Regions from separate parts of the Mus musculus genome. Here all the other regions are linked to region 2. The links are chromatin loops, found by intact Hi-C in ENCODE. Cell type or tissue: gastrocnemius. All regions are shown on one strand.

Region 1 (8,000 bases), 260 kb before region 2:
TATCTAACTTGGGTGCTTCAAACTGAACCCAGGACTCTGTAGGCATGAAAGAGCAGCAAGGGCTCGTCATAATTGCTAAGACATCTCCAATTCAGAATTTTTTTCTTTGCAACTGTCCTCTATTTTTTACAAAGAAAATCCATACATCTGTAGGTACATTTTCTTCAAAGGATCACTTACTGCTTTAGCTTTTACTGATAGTTTCTGTTTCTTTCTTTTTTTTTTTTAAATTAAGTAATCATTTGCCCTCTGCCTAATAATAGAACAACAGTATTTCTTATTTCCTGTAGCTGGACTGGCCTAAATAAAACTCCTATATATCTAAGGATGATCCTGAAGGCCTCACCCTCCAAAGCTATTTTTAAGAAAGTAACTAGCCTGAAACACTGTATACTACACAGGTCTTGAATTTAGAGTTGATCTTCCCATATCTGTTTTCCCAATACTCAGGCTTACTTCTTTTCATCTTTTTCATCTTCCTCTCATCTTTGAAACAGGGTCTTAATTTAGACTGATCATTAGCCCTGTGTTAGTATTGACTTGAACTTTTATTTTTACTTTTTAAATGTAAAGCTGGATCTCAATGTATAGTCCTGGCTGGCAGCTGGAGTGAGAGCTCAGGAGGCAGAGGCAAGCTTATGTCTGTGAGTTTGAGGCCAGCCACAACTATGCAGTGAAACTATCTTGAAAAAAACAAAACCAAGACTGGAGATGGCTCAGTGGTTAAGCGCACCAGCTTCTATACCAGAGGTCCTAAGTAAAATTCCCAGCAACCACATGGTGGCTCACAACCATCTATAATGGGATCCGATCTTCTGGTGAGTCTGAAGAGAGCAATTGTGTACTCATATACATAAAATAGATAAATAAATCTTAAAAAAAGAAAACAGGGGAAAAAAAAACCAAGACAAATAAAAATAAATAATAGAAAGCATTGGAAATACAACACAGGTGTAGTTTCTGTCCATTTTGGGGATAGATGTTATTGCCTAGGCCTTCACTTGTATGCACACATCTAACATCTATGTGGTGCACACACCCCAGAATCTCCGCTGTTAAGAGTCAGGTGCTCGGGCTGGTGAGATGGCTCAGCCGGTAAGAGCACCTGACTACTCTACTGAAGGTCCTGAGTTTAAATCCCATAAACCACATGGTGGCTCACAACCATCCGTAAAGAGATCTGACTCCCTCTTCTGGAGTTTCTGAAGACAGCTACAGTGTACTTACATATAATAAATAAATAAATCTGTGAAGAAAAAAAAAAAAAAAAAAAGAGTTGCGCGCTCAGGTTAGGCACAGGTTTTGGAAACAGGATCTTACTAAGTAACCAACTCTGACCTGGCAATGGCCTCATACTCCAGAGATTGACCTATTCTGAGTCCGATGGTTTTTGGGAACTGCCACCACCGCCCAGCTGAAATATTTCTTTTTAAAACTTAAAACTTCCTAAGAGACAGTTGCAGCACTGGGGAGGCAGATTGACCCCTGAAATTGAGGCCAGGCTGGTCTACTGCACAAGTTCCAGGAAAACAAATGTGTATGGGACACAAGACAAACTTAAACTTCAGCCAAGTGTGATGACTTACACCTGCCAGCCAGGGTTACACAAAGTGAGTTCTTCATCTCTTTGGGCTATAGTTTCTCAATCAACAACAAATAAAACCCTACACTAAAAACTATAAAACATATAGATGTTAATTTCTGGCTTACGGCTAAATGGCCATTACAGCATTTCAGAACAAAATGGTAACATTGCAACAAAGTTCTTTTTACCCCTATTGCACATTACTTCTTTCTCATTAAGATGGCTTTTTACAGTTAGGAGAGATGGGAGCAGCAGTGCTTGTTGATCTTGCAGAGGACTCAAGTTTGGTTCCTAGCACAGATTCACAAGGTCTAACTTAAGAGCCGGGGGAATCCTGTGCCCTTTCAAGGACACACACATATAACATATAAATATAAGCATATCTTTACAGTAAAATTGCCATTTCAGAACCAATCCCACTTATACAGCCCTCAATGTGCTGGGACTACCTATGTGTACACTGAACTAATGAATGTGGTTATAATGGTTTGAGACTTTCTGGCAGAAATCAAGTAAGGTGTACATAGACGTGCAAAGATGACTTCCTGCAGGTCAGTGAAAGGTGTAGCACACAGAAATAACTAGTACAAGAGTCTGTCCCTTGAATATGTCTTAGTCTGGCCTAGTGGTACACACCTTTATCTAGCCCCAGCACTTGAGAGGCAGGGACAGGTGGGTATCTGAATTTTAGGCCACCTGGTCTACACAGTAAGGTGTAGGACAGCTAGGATGGCACCAGGAAACACTGTCTATAAAAGAAAAAGATAGCAAACAAACAAAAACAGATGCACCTGTACAGGAAGGGTGGAGATACTAGTCCTGGGGAAACACTGGATCCCAGACCATATCAGAAGTCTGAAGAGAGAAGCTGCTCAGGACTTCAATACAGATCTGAGCTTCCAGAGTGTTAGGTCTGTGAGACCTGGTACTTGCTATATAACAAAGATGGCAATTTTCTCCCTTGGCCTCCACACTGCCTAGGATTCCAGGTATGCAGAATTACAATCAAATAGGTTAGCTTCTTTGAAGTTACTAACTTTATTATGAATGCCAGGTTAAAACCAGTAGAATATCTGGTATCCCATGGGTTTTAAAGGTTATTCCAAAGCAAGGTTCAGCCCAGATTTAATCCCCACCCTTTTCTTTTGTTGACCAAGCTGGCCAAATGTACAACGAGCTGTTATATGTGCATGTTTTATGTAGACCAGGCTAAGGTGGTAGAATGCTTGTATACTATGTTTGAAGTCTTGGGTTTGATCAGTACTCTCAAAGCGGTGGAGGCTCAGATCTGTCCTCCTAGTCCTCAGGTGGAGGTGCTGAAGTCACCCTTACCTATAAAACAACCTGACTATAATAGGATACCATCCCAATAAAAAATAAACAAAACTTTCATTAAACAGGAACAGGGCTGGAAAGATGATGCAAAGGCACTTCCTGCTCTTCCAGAGAACCTGTGCCCAGTTCCCATCACACACTTTGTCATTACTTATTTGTTCCCTTTGTTTAAAAAAAAAAAAAGATTTATTACGTATAAAATGTTATACCTGCAAACCACAAGAGGGCACCAGATCTCTTTGTAGATGGTTATGAGCCACCAGGTACTGGCAGGGAATTCAATGCTCTTAAATCTCTCCAGCCACCTTTAGGTTTTTTTTTTTTTTTTGGGGTTTTTTGTTTGCTGTTTGTTTGTTTGTTTGTTTGTTTGTTTGTTTTTGAGACACAGTTTCTCCTTGTGGCCCTGGATGTACTGAAACTCACTCTGTAGAACAGGCTAGTTTCTAACTCAGATCTGTCTGCCTCTGTCTCTGAAGTGCTGGGATTAAAAGCCTGTGCTACCACCCCAGCTTAATTAATGTCATTACCAGTAACTCCAGCACCAAAAGATCTGTCACCTCCTTCTGTCCCTCACAGATGAAGGGACACAGATGGAGAAGGATGGACAAACTGACTCTGCCTACCCTCCCTCAAAAGGAATATGAGAGAGAGAGAGAGAGAGAGAGAGAGAGAGAACGAGAGCCAGCCTGGCAGTGGTGGCACGCGCCTTTAATCCCAGCAATTGGGAGGCAGAGGCAGTTCTGAGTTCAAGGCCAGCCTGGTCTACAGAGTGAGTTCCAGGACAGCCAGGGATACATAGAAAAACCCTGTCTCAGGGAAAAGAAAAAAAAAAGTATACCTCTATTCACTAAGCCACATTAACAGCTTTGCTCTTTATTATGTGCATGTGTTTAAGGAGCAGGGTGTGTGTGTGTGGTGTTTGTGCTGTGTCCTGAATGGTAACAATGTAGGGGTCTGAGAAAAACAGGTGTCTTACCAACTAAGCCATTATACTATACTGACCCTCTTTTTAAAAATTGAGTTGGATCTTGTGTAGCCCAGGACTTGCCTTTTCAATCATACTGCCTCCATTCAGAGGTAACTATTTTCTTTTGTACAAGATTTAACTAAAGTGGAGGTTGCCTCTTTCCTCTAAAAGATAGCTTGCAGGACAATACAAATAGATCCTGCCATACAACATTAATCAACTCAGCTGTAGTAAAAGCATCAGGAGCCAAAGCCTTCGCTGTTTGCCCTGAAGGTGCTTCCTACCTTCACACTGGTTCCTTGGAAGGATCTTCCACCTTGTTTTGATCACATTTTCCAAAATCTGTAGTCCATAGTACTGAAAATTGGAGAACAGAACTATGTGAATTTCTTGGCATAGGACTAGGACCTTTCAGGATTCACAAATGGACAGACACTCACACATTTATAGCTAACATTTCAAAAACATTATGCTATCAAATTTAATTACATGTATTAAACAAGGATCTATTCACCCCTAAGCTGAGAGTTCATGCATTTTCCTCATTTACTGTTCACTGCTCTATGTAACGTCCTGCTGTTTATACATGCTCACACCAGGAGGAAGAACCAAATAAAAAGCCCTTTTAGCAGCCAAATGGGCTTATTTGTCTGTAGAGGGAAATAGGAATTCATAGTGTAAGTGACTGCTCATGGGCTCACACATTAACACAACCAGGCTCCTAACAAATTAGAAGCTTGGATGCTATCAAGCTTCCTACCACCCTCTAGGAGTTACAAGTTTTCAGCCAAATATCAAGTACTGTCTGTCAGAGATACATTCTATATAGAGGGTTTAAACATAACTGGTGTGTTACTTAAAGGAGCAGCAAGACAAACCCATGGGTTTATTTTCAATTTTAGCCCCACCCTTATGCAGTTTCTATTTCTACTAATTTAAAGATAAACTTTTGTGCACAGTCAAAATACAAATGCATGTTGCAATCTGTATCTACCTTTCAGGTATTCCTTACAGACATGGAAGCTGTAATTACATTTGTGAAAAAGTTAAATAACAGATACCACTTTCAATCCATTTTATCCCTCCCACTGCTTATGCACTCTAAACAGTCAGCAACATGTAAGAATTTATAATGCTCCGGGATTTACTACCTAAAATTATTACTATGACCAATTAGTGTGGATAGGCAGGAGAAAGAAAAGGAACCAAAATGTAGTTTTGGTATTCCAAAAACCAGCTGTAATACCTGAAAGGTAAACTCTCTCACACACACATAGCCTCAGATTGCAAGTGTTGGCTGAGAATAAGAGTTCATCTTTAAAGTTGTTAGTCATTTACACAATAAAATAGAGCATTAGTATTTCAACCAAAGGGATCATATAAATGCTCATATTAGCCACAGCACAATATAGACTGTCCCAAACTACATTGTGCTTAAATGTTTTTGCTGTTTTCTTTCATTTTAATATTCCATACTTTACAAAAATAATTTTCTTTTGCAATCTCTACTCAAACTATATTTGCGGAACATTCCTTAAAGTCGTCTAAAATAAGAATGAGGCCAAAACAAAATCTGAAATTAAGAAATAATGTCACTGCAGTATTTCATAATCAGCAGTAGTAGTGAAGCTCACTATCCTGGTCAGGAGCTCTGCAGAACTGGTGCTCAGAAGCATATAAAAGATAAAAGTTTCTCTAAGCATACAACTTACTATTCTATAAATTTTTTTCAAGCACAAATCACACTACCTAAAGATTCAAAAGAAAAAAAAAAAGCAGAAACCTAACTGTTACAGAATATGTTCTCTTGCTAATAACCAACTAAAAAGACCCATGGAGCACCAAGAAACAAACACCATAAATACAACAGACTTAAAAAAAAAAAAAAAGCCAACAACAAAAAGCCTCTTATGGTATTTATTTTACTTAATCTTATTATTGCCTCTCAATAATTACTATATTTATTCATTCACTTATTAATAACAATTAATGTAATGTTATATAATATTAATTTACTACCTACAACACTTTCAAAAGTAGAATCTGCTTACTGAACACATGATTTTAATTTGAGGATTGGAGCCCAATAAAAGGATCCTACACATGATCAAAGGTGTTCCCATCACCACACTCTAAGTCCTAACATCCTAACGGCTCTGGATAAGAAATTTGGAAAGAATCCTTGTTCCTTTGGGAAAATAATTTTCTTTTTCATAAATGATAGAACATAACCAAATCTCTCTCTCTCTCTCTCTCTCTCTCTCTCTCTCTCTCACTCACACACACACACACATACACTCTCACACACACACACACACAACCAAACAACAACAAAAAAAAAACCCTACTTCTTTAAATCCCAAAACTTGAATAATCCACTGCTGAGCTATGAAGATGAGGGACAGATAACAGCAAAGACTACATGAAAAACAAATGCATGAAATGATCCCTATGGCAGAAATCTGAGCCCTTAGAAATACGTATTTATGCATTGAGCTCCCCCTTCCCCACCCACCACCCATGAAACAAAAACAATTGATGAACAGAATTCAGTTAAAGGGAATCAAAAGGGTAGACCTTGTGGAGGCCTGCCGTCAAAGCCTAGCTGTGTCAGTTGCACAGGAAGACACCCCTTTTCTTCCTATTACAAGCAATCAACATAATGGAACATTATGATTAATATCAGGTAGTGTTAACATCTTTAAAGAAAAAAAAATGATTGCATAAAAGCCAAATGTCATAGTGCATAAATTTAGCACCAAATCATTTGTAATTTATGTAAATTGAAGAATTCTTTACCTGTTGCTTTCTTTCTGTTCCTCTAATCATCTCATTTTTCACAAGACAAATTTGAGTTTTTAAAAATACTGTTGATAAATCAACTTAAACATTAGTAATGTCTGTCAGTATAAAAAGCAAAATTTACCAGGCAAGCAAACAGGCAAACACTGTTATGTTACTTAATGTTAGCACTTTGAGGAAGTTCTGGGCTGTATTTTTGCCTTAAAATTTACAAGATGTCAAAACTAATTAATATTTCAAAACTGTTAACTAACACACTCTGGTCTCATAAACAGATGTGCACATGGCGATTTTTCTGTTTTAACACAATATATATCAAGTAGAAACCCTTTGTGTATTAAACAGAGTGCCATGGCATCTTATTACTTTAAGGCGTTTAAAGAGAAGCGTGAATCACCAAGCAATAAACAGTCAAAACACATTTTGATCAACCCTTCTGTTCAAACTCAAGCCAAAAAAATTAAAAAAATAAAAACAAAGAGCCCTGAGTTATAACATTTTCAAGTGCAAATAAGAACTGAGTGCTGTCTCATTGAAAATACTGGTACCACGGAGTAGGATTTTAAGCTGTCCAGACTACTGGGTGTTGGTGGTGCCTAACCTATATTGTATTAATTGCCCAAAATAATGTTATTATCTCATCTCTGAATAACTTTTACAACTTACTCTACACATGTTCTACGATGGAAAAATACCCAGCCACCCCCCAAAAGAAAAAAAACACCTTGCACTCTAGTCCCAGTTATAAAAACTTCATAATTCTTAGGACTATTTGCAAGAATTCTAAGCTTTAGAGAAATTCTGAAATAAGTTAGCAATATAAAATGATTTGGTAACAACTGCTAATACTAAAAATGAGATACCTTCCTCAAAGTTTACGACTGGAAGAAAAGAATAATGATTTTTAAACCACCACTTGCTTACTTTCGTGTTCATGTTCTGCGAAAACTCCAATATTGTGTCGACCCGTGTCCAAGCATCAGGATGCTCCTTTAAATGTGTCAGTACTTCTTGAGCCATTCTTTGCTAGAATGTTACACCAAAACAATTTAAGTTAGTGTGTTCTTTAGAATTCATTATAACGTAAAGTACAGAGAATAATGCACACCCTAACAACACAGTGAAGTGATACTTCACTTTCTAGAAACATGTGAGAAATGTACCAGTTACCAGTATTCACAACTGCCTGTAATTGCAGCTCCAGGGGGATCGATTACCATCCTCTTCTGGCCTAAGGGCATCTGCATCTATACCACTCTATTAGAAATACACTCAACATATATCATGCTTGTAAAAGGCACTGGAATTTGA
Region 2 (8,000 bases):
AGCTAATCTTCCCGAGAGTGGCCTGACCCACTTACAGATGTATCAGCTCTCCCAGCACCTGAGGCTTACCTTGTGTCAGCACCATAAGGAACTGTTTGTATTGTAGTCTACAAAGTTTATCTGACATTCTGGAGCTTTTACTAATTTATGTTCTTTTCAATGCTGAACTTGGTAGCCCCTGTCTGTAATTCCAGTACTCAAAAAGCAGACATAGAAGGACCCTAAGTTCAAGGTCAGACTGAGCTACATTGCCAGTCTGAGGCCAGCACATGCATGCTACATGAGATCCTCTGGGCTAGGCATGGTGGTACACACCTTTAATCTCAACATTTAGGAGGCAGAGCTTGGCAGATTTCTATGAAGCCAGCCTCTTCTACATAATTCCCCCACTCCATGAGCTCCAAGCCAGGCAGAGTTACGCGGTGAGACCCTGACTCCAAAGAAGAAAAGGGCCAGGAAGCAAAGGAAGAGGAAGGAAGGAAGGAAGGAAGGAAGGAAGGAAGGAAGGAAGGTGTTTTACAACAATGTTTAATGGCATATGTGTACCTCAGCCTCCCAAGTACTGAGACTATAGCTGTGGGCCATTGTACCCAGATAATGTTTAAGATTTATTTATGGACAAGGTCTTGCTATGTTGTCTAGGCTGGTCTGGAACTCCATGTGCTTTAGGGTGGTCTCAAACTTACAGTTCTGACTCCACCTTCCAAATGATCTAACATTAGATATTTGAAAAAGAGAATATATTCAGTGGGTATCACTGTAACTGCAGCTTCCCAAAACAATAGACAACATCTTGCAACTATGAATACTAAATTAGACCCTGGGCAATATCTAGTGGATACCTGGCCTGCTCAGCACCTAGTGCTCCTTAGGCAAATGACTCCACTGCCCCAGCAGCTGTGTCTTTCTCTGCTCTTCCTACACACCAACTGCTCTCATAACCCTTTTATTTCTTTAGGAAAATAGAAACCACCAGAGGAACACTCGCTCTTCTCTCCACCTACAGAACTCCCCTCTAGGGACACACTCTCTATTCTTCATTTTCAGGGGACTGACAAAGCATTTGTCCATTCACCTCACTGTTTTTCTCAGTGAATGTGGGACCCCTTGGCCCTTGTTCCAGTCCTACCACGGTGTCTGATCCTTAATCCCTTTTGTCTATTAAGTCTCTACTAAATGTTGATGTTCTCTCTCCACACCTTTCGTGTGTGTGTGTGTGAGAGAGAGAGAGAGAGAGAGAGAGAGAGGGAGAGAGAGAGAGAGAGAATGTGTGTGTGTGAGAGAGAATGTGTGTGTGTGTGAGAGAGAGAGAATGTGTGTGTGTGTATGTGAGAGAGAGAATGTGTGTGTGTGTGAGAGAGAATGTGTGTGTGTGTGAGAATGTGTGTGTGTGAGAGAGAGAATGTGTGTGTGTGTGAGAGAGAGAATGTGTGTGTGTGTGAGAGAGAGAGAATGTGTGTGTGAGAGAGAGAATGTGTATGTGTGTGTGTGTGTGTGTGCGAGAGAGAGAGAGAGAGAGAGAGAGAGAGAGAATGTGTGTGTGTGTGTGTACACCAGAGGTCAGTGACAGGCTTTTTGTCCCCTCAGTGACACAGATACAGACCAGATTAGACCAGATTAGAAGTAGATAAAGGCAGGTTTATTAGGAGGCTGCTCTCAGGTGGGCTCACTGATCTCACAGGTGTGAGAGATCCAGGCCAAAGCAAGGGGATCTTGTAGAGTTTAGGTTGGGAGTGCTGCCATGCTAGCTAGGAGCTGGGATTGTGTCCATGCATGGTCAAAAACTGAGCCCCCAAATGGGCACTCTTGGGCAGGCTGTCTGAAACTCAGAGACAAGGAGCGCTGACATGTTAGCTTGAGTATTCTCCAAGCAGACAGTGGAGATTTCTTTAGGTGGGTGGGGTTGGCAGGAGGGCAGATGTAGTTCCCCAGCTTGTGCAGGGGATAAGCAGGGGTTCCAGGCTAACATCCAATCTTAGCTGAATTCCCTAGCCACTGTCCACTTTATTTTTTGAGGTAGGGCTTTCAGCAAATTCCAGGAATCTGCCTGTTTCTTCTCTCTCCAGCACTGGGATTATAGACAAAAGCCAACACACTGGGTTTGTATTTGGGTGTTGGAAACCCAAACTCAGTTTATAACAAAAATCTTCAGTTAGCAGGGCACTCTGGAACATAAGTACAACTATACAAAGGACAGACCTTTCTGCCGTAGTAAGCCAAAGTATAAATCAATTTCCAAGTGAATTGTTCAAGCTGGCAGTTGTTACAATTACTACTAATTTATGTAAATTACTCTAGAAATGACACCCATTCTCTCCTTTGGTTCTTAATAACAACTGAATAAGGTGGAAAACGGAGACAATTATAGTCCTTTTATAGACAAAGAAACAGAAATCACGGCCTAAGATCACCCAGCACATAGAAGAAAACGGCTTCTGACCCGGGTCCAAGCTCTTGCCTTCCCTGGCATTTCACCTTCTGTAACCTATGACAGGCTGTGTTGAATGATTATCAGGTATAAACCAGTCCTAGGGTTCTGAACCTCATAGCTGGTTAGGCTCTGCTTCACTCTACATAACCTTGAAACATTTGCTACAGGCCAGGCCTGGGGCCCCATACGCTTAATCCCATTACTTGGAAGGTGGAGGCAGGAGGATCAGGAGTTTAAGGTCATCCTTAGCCACAAATAGCAAATTTGAGGCAATCCTGGACCAAAGGAGTCACTGTCTAAAATAAAACAAAAAAGCCGAGGATGTAGCTGTTGGTACACCACTTGCCTAGCAAGCACAAACCCTTCGGCCCACCCCAGCACTGCTAAGGAACAGGGTGTCGAGGGAGCGAGTGCCCGTCCTGGTGCTTTATCCCAGCAGAGTGCTGGTTTAAGTCCAAGGTTCCCGGCTTTTAAAGTGAATAAAAGCTGGGCGTTTTTATTACACACCTTTAAACTCAGGAAGCAGAGGTAGGCAGAGCTCTGTGTGTTTGAGGCCAGCCTGGACTACACAGAGTGAGTTCCAGAACAGCCAGGCTATGTCTCAGAAAACAAACAAAAATTTAAAAGGATGCTAAGATGTTTTAACTGTTAAGAGCACTTGCTGCTCTTGCAGGGGACCTGGGCTTGATTCCCAGCATCCATATGGTAGCTCACAACTCTCAGTAACTCCCAAGGCACACATTCATACACATAAATCTAAAAACAAACACACAAAATGAATAGAACAGATGAAGGAGAGGGGGTGGTTACATTCAAAATATACTGTATGAAATTTTTAAAGAATAAAAGCATTGCTGGAGAGATGGCTTAGTGGTTATAAGTACTGGTTGCTTTTCCAGAGGTAGAGATTATGTGTGTGTGTGTATAATCTCCTCCTCCATATATATCCTTCTGCTAGAAACATATAACACATCCAGGACATAATACTGAAAATGTTTTGTGAAAAGATCTCACTGCACCCATATCATCCCTTTAGGGAACTGGGATTTCGGCGGTTTGTTTATCTGGATGCTTCTCTACATCTGGAGCATCTGTCCACTGAACTTCAAACACGGTTTGCTAATGGACTGCTAAAATCCACTCCTAACAAAAACTGATAAAACACACTTGTCAGTACAACTTATCATCTGAAAGTTGATCTTTTATGAAAACTATGGGCACATCAGTTGTCTTCGGGGGGGGGGGGGGCAAAAATAAATGTAAAAATCAGAACTAAAAAATTATTTATTCCCAAGATATACTGGAGAATAAATAGGAAGTAGAGTTCTGTTCTTTGCATACTCTAGAAATAGCTATAAAAAAACCACTCTCCAATAAAGTTTTGCAGCAACCTTTAGTTGGGGCAGAGAGCAGGGAGGGTCTACAGAGGACACCGCATTTCCACCCGTCCTGCCCGAGACGATCGGACAGCCCTCAGACCCCTCCGGGCTCTCACATTACCGACGCCCGCATCTGCCACACTTTCTTCTGTTCCTCCTCCTCCATGGCCGCCGCCAACCCCGCTGCTACCAAGGACTCTAAGGAGTCTTCGCTTTCGTACTGGGCGACCCTTGCTCCGGTGATGGGATTTGCAGACAGGAGAAGGCTGGCTGCCGCCAGTCTGGCCTCCTGGTGCGGCGAAGCCATCGCCCCGCCTCCAAGCCCAAGCGCCCGCGCCCGCCCAGGGCGGCGTGCAGGCGCTGCCACCTAGCTCACAGATCCTGGCTTGGGGCGAGCGGTTACTAGGGGCTCGGTTACTAGGGACGCTACAGGAGGTGGCGACGGACCATAACGCACGCAACGTCCTTTTTCACTGTCACAAATGCGAACCCCGAGTCCAGCTAGTGTCTAATGATGGTTTCTGATACAAGCCTGCGGTTTCTAGAAGCATAACTGTCTGAAGCTACACAAACGACTACCACAGCAAGCTAAAGTAAAACGCAATCTTCAAGCTAATTGCTCAATGGGAGTCTCACCAGCGCCGGAACAATTACTGATTCACTTGAATGACACCCAGGTCTCCGGCAAGGGACTGAGCTTTTCTCTGGTTTCTAGCTTTATTTCTGTCTAACTACCTAAACGAGAACTTCTCGCGGTATACGGACTTAAAGCAGAAAGCGCGTTTTAACTAGCTGGATCAACATATTAGGGCACAGAGGGACAGGAAGGACCGGGTGTTGGGTGACCATCCCAAGAAAAGAACAGGCTTTGCAGCGCGCTATTCAACATGGCGGAGAACCCAGTTCATCTCTAATTGACAAGAACCAGCGGGTTGACCAATCAGAAGGAGAATACTTATTTGTCCCACCCTCTTTTTTCTCGACTGACCAGTAAGACACTAGACATAGGAAGTGTCTGTCACTCAGACCAGTGAGTGAGATGTGGTAGCTTGTCTAGCGGTTCTGCAGCTAGCTTAGCGGCAGATTAGAGGGGGCGAGAGCCTACAAGGACCACACCCTCCCAGCTCAGCCCTGCCAACCTCCTGATCGGCCTCAGGTTTTTGGCCACTTTGGATGCTTTTTCAGTGAACTCTCAGCCACCTGCAGCATAACACTTTACTTAGAACCCCAGCTAGCGCCCCTGTCCCCACCCTAAGGTTCCAGTACTTTCCACGTTATGCGGCACACCTTCCACAGAACCTGTTTCTGACGCAGTTGTTACCACCCCTTCCTTGTTCCCCTCTGCGAAGCACCTATCACCTTACCTTCCCTGCCTCCTGTTTCAAAACGGTTGAGCTTGCCTTTTCCAACGGAACTGATGATGGATACTGGTTGGTTCTGAAAAGCTAGATGTGGGGAGGGATCCATAGCCATCTGAATGAGAGAATAGTGACTTTCTGCCAGCCACATGCAACTAGTTCTGTGATGGGACTTGGTGTAAACAAGACCTATTGACAGACTGAAGCCCTGTAAGTGGGATGGTTTTAGGAACATGAAATAGTAAATAATGGATATGAAGGACATCAGTGTGTACATAGAATAGGAAAGTTTCGGCTGACAGTATTCTAAATTTGCAGATATCTATTAACACAGCTTTTAAAAAAAAGGTAGATCTGAAAGAAAATGGCACCATTAAAGTGCTTTTGCAGGCCAGCCAGTGGTGGCGTATGCCTTTAATCTTAGCACTTGGGAGGCAGAGGCCGAGGCCAGCGGATTTCTGACTTGGAGGTCTACAGAGTGAGTTCCAAGACAGCCAGGGCTGTCTTGAAAAACAACAAAAAAATTGTAATATACAAGATAGTGAAATGAATAATTATGAATTCTGACAAAAATGAATGCCCATGGAATCACAGGACAGATACACAGAGAAAACGAACAAACGTATATACCAGTTGATACTTGAGTATATACTTGAGTGTGATGAGAAGCAAGCACCAAAGATGTTAGAATTGCTTGTTAGTAGTACTGGGAGAGGTTCTTGCAAACACGGATACTATTCTACTGAAAGCTTTAGCTTCTTGTTAGCCTGTAAAGAACACAGAGGATACATACTCTCAAGCTCTTTCTCCATCAGTTTCTTAACTATCAAGTTTTTAGCATTTGCATTGGCTGATTTCAAGGTTTGATCCCTAGTTACTGAAAAAATAATAATCTGAACAAGAAAATTGGCATTTGTGAAAAAGGAAAATGAAGGCAAGTTCTGCCATCCAAGAACTTGGAATCTCTTTAGGTAATCTGAATGCTGATGCCTCAATTAAATCCAAAATAAAATCCCTGTGATGGTGCTAGGAGGCAGGGCCTTCAGGAAGTTAACTAAGGGGCTCCACCCTCTACAAAGGGTCCATGGCTTTAGTTCTTTGATGATGCAGATTTCCCAGAAGGATCTTGTAGATTTTATCAACTTGAAAGAGATTGAGACCCTGGCATCCTTTATTAAAACTTTATGTTCCAAAGCAAACAATTTGACAAGTTTTAGTGAACGTGAGAAATATTAATCTCCCCTTTGTCATTTCCTCAGAAGAGTACTGCATGTAGTTCAATGAAGCTAAAATACAAAACGCATACCCACAACTAAAAATAGTCTAATGAGAAGACAATGTCTGGTATTGCAGAGCCATCTGCAACCATGGCCAGCAGAGCAACATTGGAGGAGGTAAGAAAGCAGTTCATTTCAACAGGACTCAGAAGTCAGTGTTGGTTCACACTTTAGGAATCGGACACTAGGTAGATTTTTTTTTTCTTTCTTTTTTTTTAGGCATATTTAAGTACAGCACAATTCAGCAAACTTTTCCTGGAGATAATTAACTCAAGCCCATGTGCATAATAAAGTTTAAGGTGTGATTAAATCAAAACTCTGTAAACATAATACTTTCCAAGATGGGTTCTATAGATTGATCCTCTGGGAGAGGAACAGTGTGGTCCTGGCTACGTAGTGCAAAAGGCTCCGGGCTATATTACAATGCCTGCTCCCAGTCTTCTAGGCAAAAAAATAGGTTACACTTGTCTCCCATTGAGGGGACAATACTGGGTAACATTCCTGGTTTCCCTAGTGTTTATCTGTGAGCACAAAATGACCTCTGCCACTTTCTAATAACCCCCTTCAAAAATGTAAGTGCAGCTCTTGCACAGTTTTGGTTTTAAGCTTAAGTGCCTGTCATATTTTATACAGCATTGATTAGGCATTTTAACAGGTGCACAATTGTTCTGTCTTGCTAGGTTCCTTGTAAACTGCTGACTCAGTTGTGTTAGGCCCTCACCTTGGGTGGTGATAGGTTCCATGCACAAGATCCACATATGATCGATCTACTGAGGACCACCTGAGTATCTCTCCAATTTTGCATACTGTGGGCACCTCATAATGTCTCAGAACTTACTGAATGGCAAATCTACTACTCTGAGGATATAGTCTTCACACCATACCTTAAACTCTAAAACTTGGAAACTTAATGAAGAACTGAAGAATAGCACTTAAATGTAAACGTTATCTTTCTAGCCCCTTTAAGTTTGATGGGTAACTTCATTCAGCAAATTTCCCTTGGACGAGCTTTTATTCTAATTTCAACAAAGCTGTTGTTAGGATTGTTAGCTATTGTGCTATAAACCCCCATATCAAATCAAATTAAGTTAGTGGTTTTCTACCAAGCAAATTTCATATAAGCAGTGGTTAGCAGAAGTCTGTCAAAACAGCTACATATTTAGGTAGACGTAAGTAGTAATGGATAATATCCTAGAATCCATTAATATGGATTAGAATAGTATTTTGACCTAAATTTCTAAGATGTACCTGATTCAATTGCTTTTTAATGAATTAATTTTATAGCTTAAACAATTAAAATGAGAGAAAAACCTAAATTCTGGATGATTCAAGTATCTTTCTCTCAAGATCCTGGACTCAAACATTCACTTTCTCAACTTCTTGTATTCTGTGATATAGAGGTAATGAAGCACCAGACTGTGCAGGCCAAACTATGGCTCACCTTAATCCCAGGCCTTTATTCAAAGGTGTCAAAGTATGTGAGAACCACCTATCAGGCTTTAAAACCTCATAGGTATGTAGTAGTTAGAATTAAGATAGCCAAGTTGAAATTTAC
Region 3 (8,000 bases), 110 kb before region 2:
ATTATCTAAGTCCAAATGTGAAGAAACATGTGATGTAGAAAGCGAGGGTGCCTGTGTCTCTCACTCTTCAGAGCAGTGTTAGCTTGTAAACACTTAGATAGACTTTCAGCTTTTCCTATGGATACACTAATGTGTAGTATAGGGTAATTATGTAGAAATACTTTCCAACCTCCATCCTTCTCCCCCTCTCTCCTCTCCTCTTCCCTTCCCCTTGCCTTCCCTCCCTCCCTCCCTTCCTTCCTCTCTTTGTTTTCTGAACAGGTTTTCACTATGTAGCCCAGGCTCACCTCAGCTCATCATGCATCTTGGGCTATCCTTGAACTCATGGCACTCCTCTCCAGTACAGGGACTATAGCCTGTATTAATATGTCCAGCTCTGCTTGCCTTTTAACACATCTTGGATATATTTGTCAATATAGTTAGATCTCATTTTCTCTCCTCCCTATTTGGTTTTTTTTTCTACTTGTTTTCCCTTTTTTTCTGAACTAGCCCTTTATACCCTAAGCTTACCTTTATAACCATGTAATTATATAGAGATATTTTCTTATTGATTTTCTAACTATATATACATTAAATATATTACCTTTTTATGTATTTATGAAGCTGTTTTCTATAGCTATTTTTGTTACATGTGTCTTAGTCGCTGTTCTATTGCTGTGAACAGACACCATGACCAAGGCAACTCTTATAAAGGAAAACATTTAGTTGGGGCTGGCTTACAGTTTCAGAGGTTCAGTCCATTATCATCATGAAGGGAACATGGTAGGCGTGGTGCTGGAGAGGTAGCTGAGTGCTCCAATCTGATCCACAAGCAGGGAGAGAGAGAGAGAGAGAGAGAGAGAGAGAGAGAGAGAGAGAATATGCTGGATGCTGGGCCTGGTGTGAGCTTTTTTGGAACCTGCAGGTGCACTTCCAGAAGCAAGGCCACGCCTCCTAACCCTTCTAAGTCCTTCTCAAGTTCTACCACTCCCTGGTGACTAGTCATTCAAATCTATGAGCCTATGAGGGCCATTCCTTTTCAAACCAAAATACCCCTGAGCATTTTTGGCTTGTGTTTGTTTTCCTGATCTCGTGTAGGGGATACTATGACCGAGTCACTTTAGTTAGCCCTGTCCTCTTCTGCTCAGCTTGTCATACACCACAGCTTACTAGTTCACTTTAAAAAATATATTCAGCCAGGCATTGTGATGCACACCTTTAATCCCAGCACTTGGGAGGCAGAGGCAGGTGGATTTCTGTGAGTTTGAGACTATCCTGGTCTACATAGCAAATTTCAGGACATCAAGGATTACATAGTGAAACCATGTCTAGAAAAATGATATTAGTATATAATTGTTTTTGATTGCTAAAGTATTTCTTGGTCCTGTAAATTTTGTACCCAGATGAGTGCTTCCCAGTCCTAGCCTAAGGCACCAGAAAGGGTTGTAACCAACCAAGTTCATAGGCAATTATGAAGTCTTTGCTGTTCAGTTAGGTAGGGAAACCTGAAAAAAGAAACTTATTCAAGCATTTCTGCTTTCATCACAGTACTGAATTATCAGGTGTGTGTGTGTGTGTGTGTGTGTGTGTGTGTGTGTGTGTGTGTATCTGTCTCTGTGTTTTCATGTATTGGTATGTTTGCAGGTGTATGTGTGTGTGCCTGTCTGTGGAAGCCAGTGTCATTCCCGAGAAGCTCTCTACCTTGTGCTTTGAGGTAGGGATCTCGCTTTGTGCACTGGGATCTCGCTTGACAACCAGGCTAGACTGGCAGGAGAGGCCCTCTTGTCTTTGCCTCCTTGACACTAGGGCTCCAAGCATGTGCCATAGAGCCTGACTCAGTGAGCGTACAGAGGATGAGAGCCAGTCTTCTTGCTGTGCTGCAAGCACTTTACCAACTAAGCCATCTGCCCAGAGAGAGCCAACCCAGATGTGCTGGGCAGATGCCCTGCCACTAAGCTACACCCTGGCCCTACTTAGTATTCTTCTGGTTTGCTTTTGTGAAATCTCCTGTCACCATTAGTGAACAATATACACCAAATACCAATAATACTTAAATATATTTTAGGTATAATGTATGTATGCTAAAATATGAAATACTGTTTAGTAAAAAGAAGTTATATACATATTATTTCTTTATTACCACTTTGGGGGACCAGATACTGATAATAATCTTGTCCACATACTTCAAATTAGTAAGGATTTCTTTGTATTTCTAAAAATTATTTACACTTAGAAGATATGACAACTTAAAACAGGAAATAACAGGAAATCGAGTAAATATTTTTGCCTAAATTATCACTTATATTTAAAAGATGTTCATTTTGGTTAGGCTACAAAAGAACAGCTGTCATTCAAGCAAAAGTCAGACCTGTGCTGGGGCTGGAGAGATGGCTCAGTGCTTAAGAACAAGAGTTGTCTTGAAGAGGACCTGGGTTCAGTATCCAGCATACACATGATGATGGCTCATAACCATCCGTAATTCCAGTTTCAGGGCATCTGATACCCTCCTCTGACCTCTGCAAGCACCAGGCATGCATGTGGTACACAGACATATATGCAGGCAAAACACGCATACACATAAAATAAAATAAATAAATCTCAAAGTAAAATCAGCTCCAGATTTGTGTTGACTGATAGTAACACATTCCTTTTTAAAAAATGTTTATTTATTTATTATATGTAAGTACACTGTAGCTGTCTTCAGACACACTAGAAGAGGGCATCAGATTTCATTACAGATGGTTATGAGCTACCATGTGGTTGCTGGGATTTGAACTCACGACCTTTGGAAGAGCAGTCGGTGCTCTTAACCACTGAGCCATCTCACCAGCCTAGTAACACATTCTTATTGCTGCCATTACAAGTTATCATGAACTCAGTGACTTAAAGCTCATAGCTTGAAATAAACAAAACAAAACAAAACAAAACAAACAAAACAGAACTGTCTCTCCAAGCTAAGATAAAGATGTACATACATCATGGGGCTGTAGAGATGGCTCAGTGTTTAAGAGCACTCACTACTCTTACAGGGGACCAGCCATGAAAGGCTGTTCATAGTTGTATGTAACTATAGTTCAGGGGATTTATCACCCTCTCCTGGCCTCCAGGGGCGCCAGGCGCAGGCAAAACACACACACACAGAGGGATAGACATAGTGTAAGGGAAAACAAATAAATAGAATACAATAAAATGCAATAAATAACGTAATGTTTTAGTGTTTTTCTTTTTCATAGGGGAAGTGTTGTAGTTTATCCACTTGCTGTTTCCAGATTGAACAGTTAGAAGCTGTGAGCCCTTCGTCTCCCCTGCCTCCTTCTGATGGACCTTAGTTCACCTGGCAGGACAGGACAGCCACCTGTGCACTTGGCTATGGACCTCACCCGCCTGTGCACGTGGGCCATGTGTTTACTTGCAGCTCCCAGGGGGAGTCACATGCATCTGTTTACGTTCCTAAAGAGCCTAGGAGGTCACCTCTAAAAATAATCATGCTCGGTATCAGATCTTCTGGGACTTGGAGGTACATTCCTCACACACTCTCTGCCACGGCGCTGAGCCGGGCATATCCAGTTCCCCAAAAGGGCTTGGACCAGAGGACTGGATGCAACTGCCAAACGGTGCAGCCCCAGGGTTCATTTAGTTACAGATCTTGGGGGAGATCCACGTTTTAAAAAAGTGTCATGTACCTTTTCCTGTTACTACCATTGCAAGTAATGCTGAAATTTAAATGTGTTTATGGCAGCTTGTAGTTCTCCTGTTACTTTCCAAAGGGAATATTCAGATTTTCAGAACTGTGCTATAGTCATTTGATTTTGCAACAAATGTAGGTTGTCTCAGGAGGCAGAGGCAGGCAGATCTCTGAGTTCCAGGCCAGCCTGGTCTACAGAGTGCATTCTAGGACAGCCAGGGCTACACACAGAGACCCTGTTTCAAAAAAACTTAAAAAAAAAAAAGGCTGTCTGATCAGACTCTATTTGCTTTACAAGGGCCAGTGCTCCTATTGAAATGGTGGAGACTGGGGAGACAGACTTATACCTGGGGAACACCCTCATTTGCCCCTGACTCCCATCCTACTCACACAGGATTGGACTTTTTATTACTCTGCGAAGGGCTTGGAATACTTCGTGGGAAGGAAGGGAGTAGCAGGATTGAAGTTTGAGGTCATCCTCTGTCATAGTGAATTTGAGGGCAGACTGGGCTATGTGAGACTCTGTCTCAAAAAAGAATAAAGAAGAAAAGAAAAGATGACTAGTTCTTTGCCTTTAGAAGGTTAGTCTTTGACTGGGGTTGTACCTCTGGGTAACTGTCTTGCTTAGCATATGCACAGGCTCTGGGTTCAATCTCCCACACCGAAAAAGAACCTGGTATCAGATAGACTGGTGAGATGGGGAGGTTGGTTTTGTTTCTTTTCTTTCTTTTTTGTTTTTGTTTTTTATTTTGTTTTGTTTTGTTTTTTTGAGTCAGGATTTCTTCATATATCCCTGGTTGGCCTGGAACATGCTAGAGAGACCAGGCTGGCCTCACAGAGATCTGCCTCCCAAGTGCTGGGATTAAAGGTATGAACCACCACCACCTGGCTTTTTTTTTTTTTTTTCTTTTTGAGACAGTCTCACTATGAAGCTGGCCTGGAACATGCCTATAATGACTAGGCTGGCTTCAAACTCACAGAGACATGGCTGCCTCTGCCTCCTAAGTGTTGGGACTAAAGACTTGGTGTGCCCTGCTCAGCCTGGGAGGTGAGTTTCAAGTCACAAATAATGAAACCAAATGTAAGTCATGAATGGAGAGTAACAGGTTCCTAGCAAAGGAGACAACTAGAGTTAGCAAAGTGGCATAGCCTGGAAAGTACCTTCAAGCAAGCCTGATGATCTGAGTTCAAGTCCTAGAGACGACTCTCACAAGTTGACCTCTGACTTTTCATGTGCATCATGTGCACGATGGTGCCCACACGTATACACAAAATAATTAAATGTTAAAAAAAATTTTTTTAAAGAAGTGAATCTCGGGCTGGAGAGATGGCTCAGCAGGTAAGAGCAGTGACTGCTCTTCTGAAGGTCCTGAGTTCAATTCCCAGCAACCACATGGTGGCTCACAATCACCCATGATGAGATCTGACACCCTCTTATTGGTGCATCAGAAGACAGCTACAGTGTACTTACATAATAAATAATAAATAAATCTTAAAAAAAAAAAGAAGTGAATCTCAGGCTGGAGAGATGGCTCATCATTTAAGAGCACTGGCTGCTTGCTCTTCCAGGGGTCCTGAGTTTAATTCCCAGCAACCACATGGTGGCTCACAACCATCTGTAATGGGATCTGATGCCCTCTTCTGGTGTGTCTGAAAAGAGACAGCTACAGTGTACTCATATAAATGAAATAAATAAATCTTTCGAAGAAGAAGGAGGAGGAGGAGAAGAAGAAGAGGAAGAGGAAGAGGAAGAGGGAAGAGGGAAGAGGGAAGAAGGAAGAAGAAAGAGGAAGAGGAAGAGGAAGAAGAAGAAGAAGAAGAAGAAGGAAGAAGAAGAAGAAGAAGAAGAAGAAGAAGAAGAAGAAGAAGAAGAAGAAGAAGAAGAAGAAGAAGTAGTGAACCTCTAGAACTTTATGCCTCTTGGCTGGAGGATACAGAAGAGTTGCTGAGGTCTCAGAAGTTCCGAAGATTGAGATAGAAAACCTGGTAGTGACATTACGGAGGTGATAGATTACACTGGGCTCTGAATTCATCATTACGTGCCTCTGCAGATGTCTTGTCATTCATGTTCAATTTTTGCCTTTTTAATTTTCTTTTTCATTTTTTCAGCCCAAGGCCTGGCCAATGCCAAGCAAAGCATTCTACTGTGGGACTTTATGCCAGGCATGTATGCAGTTCTTTAATAAAGTTTTTAAACTAGATTTGGGGTTTTGTTCCTTTTGATTTTTGTTTAGTTTCTGGCTAGATAATGGCCAGAGAATGGCAATTAAAGTTCATTCTTTACAAAATCATTGTGAAGGTTGAATGGGGTGCCCAGCACAGAAGGAGCACACAAAACTCTAATCAGGGCTCCCTCTGCCCGACAGCAAGCAGGAGCTGGGTGTGCACACCAACGACCACAGCCCAGCTTCCTCTACAAACTTTCCCAAGGCCTAGCCTTATCCTGAGGCTCAACAGCTGAGTAGCAATTCAAGGCACAACTGAGGGTAAAGACAATCTTGGATCACACTTATTTCAAGGATTCAAGGATTGAACTCAAGTCAGGCTTGGCAGCAAATGCCTTTATAGACTGAAAATTGAAGTGCCAGGCAGGACTCCCTGGTCAGAAAGAGCGGGAAGCCTGCCTATGTTGCTTTTGGGCATTCAACTTCAATGTCACAGGACATCATTCCTTGCTTGATCTGCTTCTTTCAATCAACAAATGACCTCACCAACCAACTGAGCCATGGAGGCAGACACAAGCCTTATCATTCTTTATCTGGGCTTTATGTATGTGCTCATTTTATGTACCCTTCTCCCCAGCCTTGAGTAGGCTAAATAAACCTTAAGTGTTTGCCACAGTTGGACTTAATGACCTAGGTGTAGTCTTCTGCCCACCTAGGTGAAGTCTCCTGTGGGGAATTGCAGGCTGGTCTTCAGTTGAGCCCTGAAGGTCTGAACCCTGAAGGGTGATAATTCACCTACATGACATGGTAGGCGTTCCCTTATGCTCCTGGAACTCTGGCCCCTGCCTAAGTTACAACCCCCCACAACCCCCACAAGAGAAGCATGGCTAGAAGACATGTAGACAATGGCCCAAGCTTCTGACCTTCAAGCTAAACTCCTCCCCAGTTATCTAGCAACAGTAAAGGCCATAAAAAGGGCTGTTCAGCCCCACCTCGCTCTCTCACTCCTTTGTTCTCTTACCTCTCACTTCTCTCACTTCTCTCTCTCCTTTCTCTTTGTCTTCTCCTCTCCTCTCTCCCTCTTACTCTCTCTTTCTCTTTAGCCTCCCCCCCATCTACCTTCTCTCTTTCCCCGTGCCTTTCTACAATAACGCTCTAAAACCATAGAGAGTCTCTGCTCATCAAGATATGCTCCACTCACCCTGGTCAATGTTGGGAACATCTTCCTTCATCTCTCTCTCCTATAACCCTGGTGGCTTTAGCAAAGTAGCTCTGGGAATCCCAGGTAAGGCTGTCCTTTACCAGCCCCTGAAGAGTGGGTTAGATGCCCACTCAGGGATGAGTGGAAGGTAGATAGCAGTCCTCCCACTCCTGACTGACCAGAGAATAGGTAAAACTCTGGCAGGGTGTGGGTTTTTCCCTGCCCCCTCTTCCCCTGGGTTCCCCCTTTTAGTTCCCGACAGTCTCCTGCCTTGCTGCGCCTGTACTTTCCTACAGGAACAGACTGCCCACTGAACTTGCTTTGCAATATAATCCAGCTGAAACAAAACAACATAATTCAGATGAAGAAAGGATGGGGTCTGTGAGTTCTCCCTATAGAAATACAGTGCTGAAAATTAAACTTTGAGCCTTGATCAGATCTTAGAAATCCTCCTGCCTCTGATGTTAGAAAAATTCTTAGCTCAAGTAGATTTATGCTGTGCATGGTTCCCAGAAGTAGGAATGGTAAATACATAAATGACAGGAGAAAGAGAGAGAAGGAGAGAGAATAGTTTTCAGAAAAGAAGTTGTCCCCTGTCCAGGAAGTACTAGCAAAAGAGAAGGAAAATGGTCAGAGCTCTCCTTGGAAGAGGAGGAAATAGGAAGATGTCGTGCTTCCTCTCTGGCCCTGACTGGAGATCAGGTTCAAGTTCTCTTCCCTCTCTGTCTATTGTCTGTCTTTGGTGCACCAATCTGTTCACGTGTCAATTTATGTCTGTTTTTGTTTTGTTGTTTGAATGATTATTGTTCTGTTTTTCATGTTGAAAAGAAAAAAATGGTTAAAACGTTATTTGCTGGCTATCCATCCCTTGATTTAGTTTAACTTGTTTAAAAAGCAACCTCAATTTGCACAGCAAAAACTGATAAGTTACCCTGTACAGCTGGGTACCCAAGCACAGCTGGAGGCAAGG

What was found. Peaks named below come from ENCODE experiments on the same cell type or tissue, not always from the same donor. Only the 100,000 strongest peaks of a DNase experiment are listed, where the experiment ranks them.
Region 1: it touches region 2 in a loop (4-fold over the local background); 36 of 42 quality-filtered maps call a loop at or near these places.
Region 3: a loop joins it to region 2, with 2.3 times the contacts of the local background. A loop is called at or near these places in 3 of 42 quality-filtered maps.

The regions. Positions count from the first base shown.
Region 1 is chr11:23,267,377-23,275,376 of GRCm38, reverse strand. It overlaps Xpo1 (exportin 1), which reads right to left. Exons shown (of 26, transcript NM_001035226.1): 4 at 7,614-7,715; 5 at 4,172-4,244. Among named protein-coding and RNA genes, the nearest start is that of Xpo1, 15 kb to the right of the region's middle. In gastrocnemius, a CTCF peak has its summit at 3,142 (motif pointing right); a DNase peak (open chromatin) is centred at 3,174.
Region 2 is chr11:23,004,558-23,012,557 of GRCm38, reverse strand. Fam161a (family with sequence similarity 161, member A) reads right to left here and starts at 4,211. Exons shown (of 5, transcript NM_001363283.1): 1 at 3,932-4,211. In gastrocnemius, a CTCF peak has its summit at 4,171; DNase peaks (open chromatin) are centred at 4,165, 4,789 and 5,594; H3K4me3 peaks cover 1,957 bases; H3K27ac peaks cover 1,868 bases.
Region 3 is chr11:23,110,273-23,118,272 of GRCm38, reverse strand. No RefSeq gene overlaps it. Among named protein-coding and RNA genes, the nearest start is that of Gm39610, 11 kb to the right of the region's middle. In gastrocnemius, a CTCF peak has its summit at 3,100 (motif pointing left); a DNase peak (open chromatin) is centred at 3,370; H3K27ac peaks cover 2,971 bases.